Regions from separate parts of the Homo sapiens genome. Here region 1 is linked to region 2. The links are chromatin loops, found by intact Hi-C in ENCODE. Cell type or tissue: psoas muscle. All regions are shown on one strand. Each heading gives the region's core, and the rest is flanking DNA. Links, peaks and the distances in the headings are about the cores only. Region 1 overlaps BACH2 (BACH transcriptional regulator 2). Region 2 overlaps BACH2 (BACH transcriptional regulator 2).

Region 1 (5,384 bases), core at 252-5,251, 57 kb after region 2:
AAAGTATAATAACAGTAAAAAAAAAAACAAAGAAAACAAACAAACAAAAAACACAAAAGATAAAACTCTTCACTTAAAAAAAAAGAAAAATTCTGAGCCACAATCTCTTTAAACATTGTCTCATCTCCATTCTGCATATTTTTGTTGCCTTTCACGCTCTAAATAGGCTTTAGTTAGGCTTGCTTATTCTGCCCTCCAAACTTATTAACCTCTCTTCCTTATAGTTCCATCTCTTTGTCTGTGCTCCATTGCATGAAACTATTTTAGTTTTATTTTCCAGTTCATTAATTAGTCCATTACAAAAAAGCTTATCCACTAAATTTTTTGATAATTTTTTTTTATTACTGAAGGTTTTCTTTAGCTCTTTTTCAGAAGTGCCTGGTGATTGTGAGAGACCATTGTTGTTCACCATTCACCATTTTTGTAGTCTATATTTAAGTTAATTTTTCTTTATATAAGGTAGTCTAGTTTCTTCTTATCTGATACTTCAAACATCTAAAGCCCTTGGTGGGGAAGGAGTAATTAATATATTAACGCTAGTTTTGCTGATTTTCACTCACGGTGGTTTGTTTCCTTGTTTGATAATCTTTTTTGAAAGCTCAAGATCCCAATCTGTGAAAAAAAACTAGAAGCCTAAATTACATTTGCTTTATCTGGAATTTAGTGGTACTACCAACCTGGGCTATTTTATCTCCCTTCTAGAATCCCAGGCTTAAACTGGGAGTTGCAGTACGGTCCCCATTTGCACCCCCACATGACCGTCACACACAAACACAAGGGATGGCCAATTCTGCCTTTTCTGGCTTGTTTACTGTTGACATATATGCACTTAGCTACTTGTATTTTTTTTCTTAGATATTTTCATTACTTCCTAGGAGTTCTAAAATGCAACAGAGATATCCTTTGGAGTACAAAGTCTGTTATACTGGCAGAAGAAGAGGTCCTCTTTAAAAGTTTTTAGAAAGTAGGAGAGTGACATCTGATTGTTGCTTTTGAAGAGCTTTTTCTAGATTCTCTGTAAGAATGAACTGCAGGGAGGCAGGAATGAAAGCAGAGCCAGGTAGGAGGCTAATGTAGTAGTTCAGGTGAGAAATTGAAGCAACATGTCTGAGAGAAGTAGCAGAGGAGACAGAAAGAGGTGAAATGACTCGATATCTGATTGGGCATAAAACAGGAGGAGCTTTTGATAGTTTGGATGTGGAAGGTGAGGTACAGGATCCCTGGTTGATGGCTGGTGGTGTCATTTCATTTATTGAGATAAGAATAATTGGGAGATGGACAGTTTCCAGTGTTTGTGTAGGTTAGGGCGTGGGTAGAAATTAAGAGTTCTGTTTTGAATATGTTAAGTTTGAAATGATTATCAAACATCCAAGTGGACATGTCAAGTACCCTGTTGGGTATCTAAGTCTGATATTTAGGGGAGAGAGCTGGGCTGAAGATATAAATTGGGGAGTTGCTGCCATAAAGGTTTGGGAGCAGAGGAGATAACAAGTGAGAGTGCAGAGAGAAAACATAGGGACAGACTGAGCCTCAGGGCACACCAATTCAGAAACTAACAGAGGAGGAGACAGCAGTGGTGATTGAGAAGGAAAAAAAAATCCACGAGAGGAGCTGTCATGGAGGCTCAGAGAAAAGTGGGTTCCAGGAAGAAGGGAGTGATTGACTGTGCTGGAAGCTATTGAGAAGCTGAGGAAGATGCGGCAACAAGGTGGTCATTGGTAGCTTTGATCTGAACAGTTCTGGTGAAGCAGTGGTGTCAGAGACTTTAATGGAGTGTGTCAAGGATAACAGGAGATGAGTCTAGATAATACCTATAGACAAGAAGTTCGAAGTGTTTTGTGTGAAAGGGAGCAGTAAAGTGGAGTAGAAGCTAAAGGAGAATGTGACACAAGAAGTTTTTTCCTGGGGCAGTATTAAAGATTTTATATGCCAATGGGAAAGATTTAGTACAAAGGGAGAAACTGATCATGCAGGAAAGAAAGGGAATATTTTCAGGGAAAATACTCTTCAAAGATTAAGCACCCACAAGTCTTTAAGAGGTGACGTGGAACATGTGTGTGGCGTGAGCCATCATATGACCTACAAGACAGAAGGGCTAGGACACCTATATTACATAAGGACTTGGGAGCTGAGTAATCTTTATTTGCCAAGTTCTCATGAGGTCTACTCCACCCTAGCTTCAAATTTACCCATGTCACAACGGCTAGTGGTAGAAGCTAAAGAATATATCTGATAATTATGATCTGAAAGTTGTTTGGGTAGTTATAAAAGTAGGTGATTAACTCAATATACAGCTAAAGAGGTCTTAGAGGACTTCTAGTTTGGTCTCGTATCCACTTTAGGCAACTGAATCCTAAAGGTCTTAGAATGGACACCTCACTATCCCTTGGGAATTACTTCTAGGATGCTGTCACAATGCCACGTATTTAGCACAAATAGCAATTTCCTCTTGTTTTGTGATTAATGGTCATAGGATACAGCTGAACTGTAATTTTCTTCACCCAAAGACCTTTATGTATTTGAAATTAGAAATTAACTTTACTTTTTCTTCTCTAAGCCAAACAACCTCTTTCTCTTGATTTTCCTTTACAGATCTTATCTTGTATCATTTGGCTAATCTTGCCTCTTTCCCTTCTCTCCAACTGTTTTTTTTTTTTCCCTAAAGTGTAGTGACCAGCAATTGACAAACTACTCAAACAAAGTCTGAATAATCCTGAGAGCAGTGTGGGTATTTCAACACGTCTCCTTTAGACAGATGAAAGGCTGACCTGGCTCTGCCAAGACTTGAACACATTCCAGTTCCTGCTGATCTGAGAAGTCTCTTCCACTTGCGTTTTTCTTCTTTTACCTGGCAATTTGAATAAAATGAAAATACAACCAGATGTATAGGGAAAAGAGTTTTTAGTGTACCTATTCTTTAAAATCAGCTTGAGCTTTATGTAAAAGTCAAAATGTGCACATACCAATTCCTTCTAAAATGTAACAAATATCTGAATATACCAATAAAATGTTTTGTCTCTCAACTGCATATTCCACAAAGTATTTCTTAAAATCCAAAAGCAAGTATTCAGATGAGGTAATTAATTAAGTGAAGTGTTGGGTTTGGAAAGCCTTCTACTATTTTGAGGCTAATGATGGTTGAGAAACTCCTATGGGGGTGTGTGTGTGACAGAGATTCTGCCTGCTAATTACTTCCCAAGAAAAATCTAAGCATCCAACAATCATTCTAATTTTTCCTAAGAAGCATGAAATATCACATCACATTACATTATGTTATGCCAAGTAACAGGATGTTCTTGGGGTAAACATGACAAAACAATACAGCTGGAAAAAACAAATTGAAAGGCCAAATGATGTGCATATAATTTTGGGTAGGTAGTGCTATAAAAAGAAAGAAAAAGGTGCACACTGATAATAAGACTTAGAGGTGACTTACAGGTTTTGATACCCACAGGTGATTTTAGGAAGGCAGCTTTGTTTTAACCATAAGATTAATGCCATAAGCTTTGGCTCTTTTACTTATATTTGTTTCACTCTGAACAAGCATTGGAGCCCTTTTGAACTTCAATTTTTTCCTCTGTAAAATGGGAATACTACTACCCACCCTACCTCTTTCATATGGCTGTTGTGAGATTCTAATGCCTGGCATATTTAGGTGTTTTATAAATGTCTAATTGGATACCGATAGATATCTGAACTGGATTTAATATTCTGTATGTCACAGATTCCAGTCTGTACATTTTTTCATCTAATGATATTTCAGAAATAAGGATATATCTTATAGTTGGTGGCTTATATTTTAATTAACTCTTTCTTTCTTGGTGGTACATAATATATTTAAACCAATGGCCTCTTAGAAATATGGCAAATGAAAGAGTTGGGAAATGGCAAAAGTGCTATGCAAATATCAGTTATTTATTCATAAAACGAAATTTTACCAAAAGTCTCCCTTATGCAAGGCATTCAGAAGAAAATGAAAATGAATAAGATTGGGTCCTTAATCTCCAGAAGAGTGCAATGCACGAAGTGGATGACTCAGGATAACTCAAATGCTAAACAGAATGTGATATGTGCCATTTGAGTAGCATTCACAACTTGGCACCTTGTGAATGCAGAAGAGGAAATAACTTTCAGTAGGGTCAACCAAGGAAGCAGCATGGAGGGGGTGGCACCTGGCCTGGCCTTGACAGATGCGTAGTATCTCAACAGGCACATATGGGAAGGGGAGATACCCTACGCAGAAAGGACAAGTGAGGCATGGACATAGGATGCACAGCAAATATTCTGAGGAATATGGTCCAGACAAGAAGCGGTCCAGACAAGAAGGAGCATGGGGACCATGATGGGCTGCTTGCTCTAGGATATTAGAGATCTGGGCTCAATTTGGTGAATGGGTTAGGCTCCTGAGCAAGGAGCAGCCTGATGAAAGTGGGGCATTAGGAGCCTGTACAGGGGGACCAGTTAAGAAGAGGCTGGAAGCAGGGGCATCCTAAAGCAGGCCTTGTGCAGGCTTGAAAAGTCCAGCTAATAAGTGGGTAGTAGGGGTAGACAGGAAATAACAAATGGATGGTAGAGCCATAGTTAAACGCTAAAGATCCTTAATGAGAATCCTAGAGAGAAAGCCCATTCCACAAATGGATAGAAAGGATGCACTGAATTGATGTTTGACTGTGTGCTCCTTGAGGATGGGAACTGCATGCTTTGTACATCATTGTATCCCAGCACCTGGTACATGGTACTTACACAATAACTATTTAATATACTCCCTTCCTCCAAAAATTCCATTTATATTTTTAATTCAATTCAGCAAGCATGTACCTATCACGTGCTTGATGCTGGACACTGGGGTCGGGAAGAATGGGCTGATGTGGTGGACTGTTTTTCAAATGGCTGCAAGAATTCCTTCCTTACAGAGTCTTGGGTGGTCCCTCCAAAGCTGACTCGGGGCTTAGCCATAGGACTTGCTTTTACCAAAGGCATAACAGAAAACGTAAGGTAAGCAGAAACTTGGAGAAAAAAAAAAAAGCCTATACATTGATAAACTAACGAGTTCCAGTCTGGACAGGTTGAATATGAAATCCTTGAGGCATGTCCAGCAGGCAGTTTGGTGTAAAGCAGTAGGTCCTGCTGCCACCCCACCCCCTGCCGCCCCCACTTTTTTTTTTTTTTTTTTTTTTTTTTTTTACCCCTGAGGGCATCATATAAAGAATTCCAGGCTAGCCTCCTGGAGGATGAGAGAACATGTGGAACAGAGATGAGTCATCCCAGGGGAGGCCTCCCCAGACCAACCATCCTAGAATGGGGGGTAACAACCTTTTTCTTAAAGGACCAGCAGGAAATACTTTAGGCCTGTGGGCCATATGATCATCTCCATTCCAAATACT
Region 2 (5,384 bases), core at 327-5,326:
CTAAGCCTGGATGTTATCTGTGACTCCTCTCTTTCTCTCCCACCTTGTATCCAACATATAAGAAATTCCCATGAGCTCTACCTTCAAAATATCACCAGAATCTGACACCAACCACCATGTCACTGCTATCACCCTGGTGTAGGCCATCAGGTCACACCTGGGTTGCTGTCTTAGCCTCTTGTGTCTTTTCCCTGCTTCTGCCCTGGCCCTCTTTCAATTTATTTTCACGTGGCACTCAAAATGACCTGTGAAACTCTCCAGTGGCCAGCTCGTTCCAAAAAAAGACCAATCGCTCAGTGAGGTGCACAGTCTGGACCATCACCTCTCTGACTCACCTCTCCCCACCCTGCCTTGGCTCACTCTGCTCCTGGGTGGCAAACACGCCCTGCCCACCACAGCCTCCTTGTGATTCCTCCTGTCTGGCTCACCCTTTCCCTAGACATCAGCACAGCCAGCTCCCTCACCTGCTCCAGGTCTCTCTTCAAAAGTCACCCCCTTGAACAGGCTTTTCTTGATCACTCTTCTTAAAATTGTAATACTTGTATCCTAACTCCCTTCTCTGTTTTATTTTCCTCAATGGCATCTAACAAAGTATATTTAACACTGATTAATTTCCTCTTTTTCCTCCTCCTCCCCACTGGAATGTGAGCTAGGTTCGCCTAGCACCTAGAATGATGTCTCCTGGTTACATAGCAGGGTCTTGACAAATATTTGTTGAATGAATAAATAAATGAGTGAGGAAACAGAAGCCCAGAGAGGAAGACTAGTTTGCTGAAGACCTCACATGCAGTGATACCAAGGTGCAGAGTGTGGTTTTCCCAGCCCCTCAAGGCTGATGATCCTAGTTTAAAAAAATCTGCCCATTACTCTTTTTCAGGTAAAGAGTGGTGGTGTCTTCTTCAGAGTTTTGTTTAGGTGAATGGGGTGAGGCCAAAGGGCAGGCTCTGTGCTCTGGGCTAAGTGAGTGTTTTGCCCTTCTCATCCTGGTCATGCCACTTCCCAAAGACTTCACCCCTGTTTCCCACCAAAACTCCACCTTCCCTTGTCCTCACCCTCAGGCTCAGAATGCTGTTGTCACCCTGTGCTGTGGCGTTAACTACTTTCTGTACTATTACATACTGAAAGGGTTGCCCAAAGATAATCATGACTGTCTTATTGCTTCCTTAAGACTGAACCTAAACCATCCCAGAGACATTAACAGCTTTCATATCCTCTAAAAACTTCCAGACAAGAAGATTCCATAATTTCCTTGTTGGCATCTGTGCTTGGCAGTACTGCTGCAGGAATGTTCTTTATTGCAGCCTGTGGTTAAGACTTAACAACAAATGCCTTTTCTTTAGAATCCTTCTGGGTCAGCTTTCTTTCCTGTATAGCACTGAAAAGTGAGATTTGCCCCAAAATGTTGAGTGAGAGAGAGAAAGCAAAAGATAGTGAGCACAAGCGAGCACAAACCTGAAATCTATTTATACCGAGGAAAACATAAGGTCTACCTGCAGGGGCCATACTCACCCCCAGCCTGTAGCTGTTCCCTGCATGAACCCGTCCCCTTCTCTAGAGGGTACAAGGACACAGGAAGCAAGCCAGAGAAAGGTGGTGAGACCTTGGCAGTAACCTTTTAACAGCCACTTTTCCCCTAGCATTCTGTCAAGGAGCCAGGCAGCCACGTAAGAATAGTGTTGATGTGCAAACCCACTGTGGGCTGAGCATCTTCTAAGGAAGCACATCCCCTCCCTGTCCTCTGAACTTGACACGCCATAAGACTGAACTTCATAGTTGTGATGCTACTTCCGTCATGGCTGGCATCCAGCCCGAAATGGCCTCCATGACTATAGCTAAGGAGGTGTCATACTAATGAGCAGTGGAAGAACGGCCCTGCAATGCTTAGCACATCAACTACTTTCTCTTCATCTCTTAGCAAAACATATACTTACTCATTATAAAATTGAATGATCTGCTTTATTATGTAATGAAAGTACTAAGTACAGTGGCTTATCTCCTACTATTTGCTGACACAATTACCTGGGTGTGTTTTTCAGTGGGGAACAAACACTCAAGTCCTAGAAATCCTAGGGATTGCCATTTGTTTTTTTTTAAAAACGCAAGATAATTCAATTATTCCTTGATTTCTAGAAGGAGGCCTCCCTCTATTTTTGTCTGTCTTTCAGTTTAGAGACTATGCTGGGCTCTGTGAGTGGCTCTAATGTGCTGGTAATGGCGTGGCTCATCAGGAATTGGGATTTGGGGGTGGAATTGCACAACTGGACAGTCGCTGGACGGCAGATCTGGGTTTGGCCTAAGGTGGATGGGGAGTTGGGGGGAGGAGTGGCAGTTTGTGTTCGGAAGTTTCAGGCTCCTAGGAGGAACTCTCAGGCCTGGCTGTGCTGGCCCCCTTGAGGAGCACAGCGGTTGGCTGCCAAGGGAGTGTAGATGGGTCAAATGTGACTAAGAGGAGGGCAGGGCCAGAAGTTGATTCAAATTTGGCGATAGGATTATGATGAGGTTTAAAGATTTCCAAGGAGCTAATCTAATGGTTTTTCTTATATCCTATGAACCAAATGCCGATTAGTTCCAGAAAGCTACTTTCTAAGGTAGTATTTAGAATGTCTGCTTATTTACCACTTAATTCAAATTTTATGAAATCACTCACTGAGCTAAGTGTGACAATTACCATTGAGCCTGCAGGGACATTTCAGTGTGCACACAGCAAGTCAGGAAAACAATGCCCAGCACGTGGGTCCACAGGCAGGTGCCCTGAGCAGAGGGGGAGGGCTCTTCAAAGGAGGCCTCAGAAACAATGACAGAGCCTCAAAAGAAAATGCCACTGGGGCTGGCTTGCATGTTCCATCAACAAGATACTTAGAGCTGGATTACTGAAAGTATGAATTTGCGTTTCATAAGAAAAAAAGGATCTAGTTCTACCTGAAGATTTCAGATACGTGAGCAACCAGAATGTTTCAATGGTTTCGAGGATGTAGATGATGCAGGGATGATAATCATTTTACAGGGGGAGGAAGAAAGAAAATCAACACACAGCAAATTCTCACTTAAATGAGAACACACAGCAAATTCTCACTTAAAAGGCCAAATAGATTTTTGTGCGATGTCTATACAGTGTGCCTCTTATTTAAAATGCCTTTTCCAATGCCATGGAAATAAGCAATTATCAGGGATTTGATCTAAAAAGAAACTTTAAGGTTATGTCATATACATTTGTATCCCAGTTTCCTTTACACTTTACTGCCTTGGTATTGTATTTTTGGTAAATAATTCAAGGCAGGAGGATCCCTTGAGCTCAAGAGTTCCAGTCCAACCTGGGCAACAGAGCAAGACTCCACCTTTAAAAAGAGACTTACGTTTGTCAAATGCCTACTAGAGGATAAGGGCTGTGCTGAGAATTTTTGTATTTATCATCTCACCTAGTCCTCATGGCAGGACAGCTAGTTAAGTATGTCCCCAACAGCGCAGTTAAGGAAAGGCCAGCTCAGGATCCCCTGGCTACAGTGCAGCTGCCATTCCTCGGCCTTCCCGTTACTTGGTACCCAGTCCCCACTCCTTATCCCAGCCCCAGTATGTCATTTAGCTGATCTGTCCTTTTGCTTCTAGTGTTGGGATCTCTCTAGCTACCTACTTGCTAGTGGTATGTGGAGTGGTAATGGAGCATTCTATTTTGAGTATGTAACAAGGATACGAATGTGAAAACGCTAGTGCTTATGCAGTCCTTATTTATTTATTTATTTTTTTGAGACACGTTCTCACTCTGTCACCCAGGCTGGAGTGCACTGGTGTGATCATGGCTCACTTGCAGCCTCGATCTCCTGGGCTCAAGCAATCCTCCCTCCTCAGCCTCCTGAGTAGCTGAGACCACAGGTGTGTGCCACCACCTCTAGCTAATTTTTAAATCTTTTGTAGAGATGGGGGTCTCCCTATGTTGCCCAAGACAGTCTTGAACTCCTGAACTCAAGTGGTCTTCCCGCTTTGGCCTCCTGAAGTACCAGGATGACAGGTGTGAGCTGCTGCACCTGGCCCCAGTCCTCATTTTTATCAGCTGGTTGCCTTCCTGCTCAGCAGGGGTAATAGCAGATGTTGCTTAACAAGGGTCTGGGATTTGAAGAAACCTCCACTACCCATATCTTGTTTGTCTATCAAATAGACAAACACAAATAGTGTTTTAAAATTTTAATTATTATTATTATTTTTTTTGAGACAGGGTCTCGCCCTGTCACCCAGGCTGGAGTGCAATGGCGTGATCTCAGCTCACTGCAACCTCCGCCTCCCAGGTTCAAGCCATTCTCCTGCCTCAACCTCCTGAGTAGCTGGGATTATAGGCACACACCACCATGCCTGGCTAATATTTTGTATTTTTGGTAGAGATGGGGTTTCACCATGTTGGGCAGGCTGGCCTCAAACTCCTGACCTCATAATCTGCTCGCCTCGGCCTCCCAAGTTATTATTTTTTTAAAGATGGGGTCTTGCTATGTTGCCCAGGCTTGTCTCGAACTGCTGGGCTCAAGGGATCCTCCTGTGTCAGCCTCCTGAGTAGCTGGGGCTACAGGTGCACTCTACTGCACCTGGCTTCTTGTTTTTTGTTGAATTTAGATGCCTTTTGGTGGAGCAGGTGCTTGCCCCATCACTTCCTACTGTCCTATATACAACCTACTTCACTCATTTATATTATTTGCCAGGCCCCTGAAGGCGTCTGGTTTGTGACTTCTGTGATTTAATACTGGTTGTAACCATCAGCATCATATCTGGGTGATGGGGTCTTTGGTTTCTCCTAAGATCACTGTGAAGAGCTGCTTAGTCAAACACCACACAACTCTAGGGAATCTATTTGCAAAAACTATGGATGTGAGTTGTACTCCTGGGAGTTACAAAGTACAAAGCTTGTGTAACTGTTGGTGGTGGCCCAAGAGATGCACACCGCGCTGGTGGTACACAGGGAATGATTCTGCCCGAACACAAAGTATTATCCTTAGTCCCATAGGAATGACGGAAGTCAGGATGATGAACCAAGAGGTAGTGTATATATGGTTCAAAGGATGACCATTTAATGGTTTGCCATTGTGAAGCCCATCTTTTGGGGTCCTACAACTTAAACCATCCAATTAAATGTCATCTCTGGACAGACCAGGTCCAGCTACTAGTGTTCCCAAAGTGCCAAAATAACCGTATTCACTGATGTGATTAAGAAACCTGAGTGGGCTGTTTTCAACAACGGTGAGAAAAGCAAGTTTACACTTCTTAGAATCTTACTGAATTAATGGTGAAAATTACTAGTTGCTTTTATTTTTCCCCCAAGCAAAGAAGGTGCTGTGAATGCTTTCGATCTTTTACTCTCAAGGGAAATCTAGTGATCCTTACACCATCTGAAAGACAGAAATCAT

The links. A loop is a pair of places that touch in the nucleus more often than their neighbours do. Peaks named below come from ENCODE experiments on the same cell type or tissue, not always from the same donor. Only the 100,000 strongest peaks of a DNase experiment are listed, where the experiment ranks them.
Region 1: it touches region 2 in a loop (1.8-fold over the local background); 1 of 110 quality-filtered maps calls a loop at or near these places.

The regions. Positions count from the first base shown.
Region 1 is chr6:90,060,116-90,065,499 of GRCh38, forward strand. The region is part of intron 5 of BACH2 (BACH transcriptional regulator 2); the gene reads right to left. Among named protein-coding and RNA genes, the nearest start is that of GJA10, 170 kb to the left of the region's middle. In psoas muscle, for the core only: no CTCF peak of the experiment used is centred there; no DNase peak of the experiment used is centred there; H3K27ac peaks cover 309 bases.
Region 2 is chr6:90,002,893-90,008,276 of GRCh38, forward strand. The region is part of intron 6 of BACH2 (BACH transcriptional regulator 2); the gene reads right to left. Among named protein-coding and RNA genes, the nearest start is that of GJA10, 110 kb to the left of the region's middle. In psoas muscle, for the core only: no CTCF peak of the experiment used is centred there; a DNase peak (open chromatin) is centred at 2,359.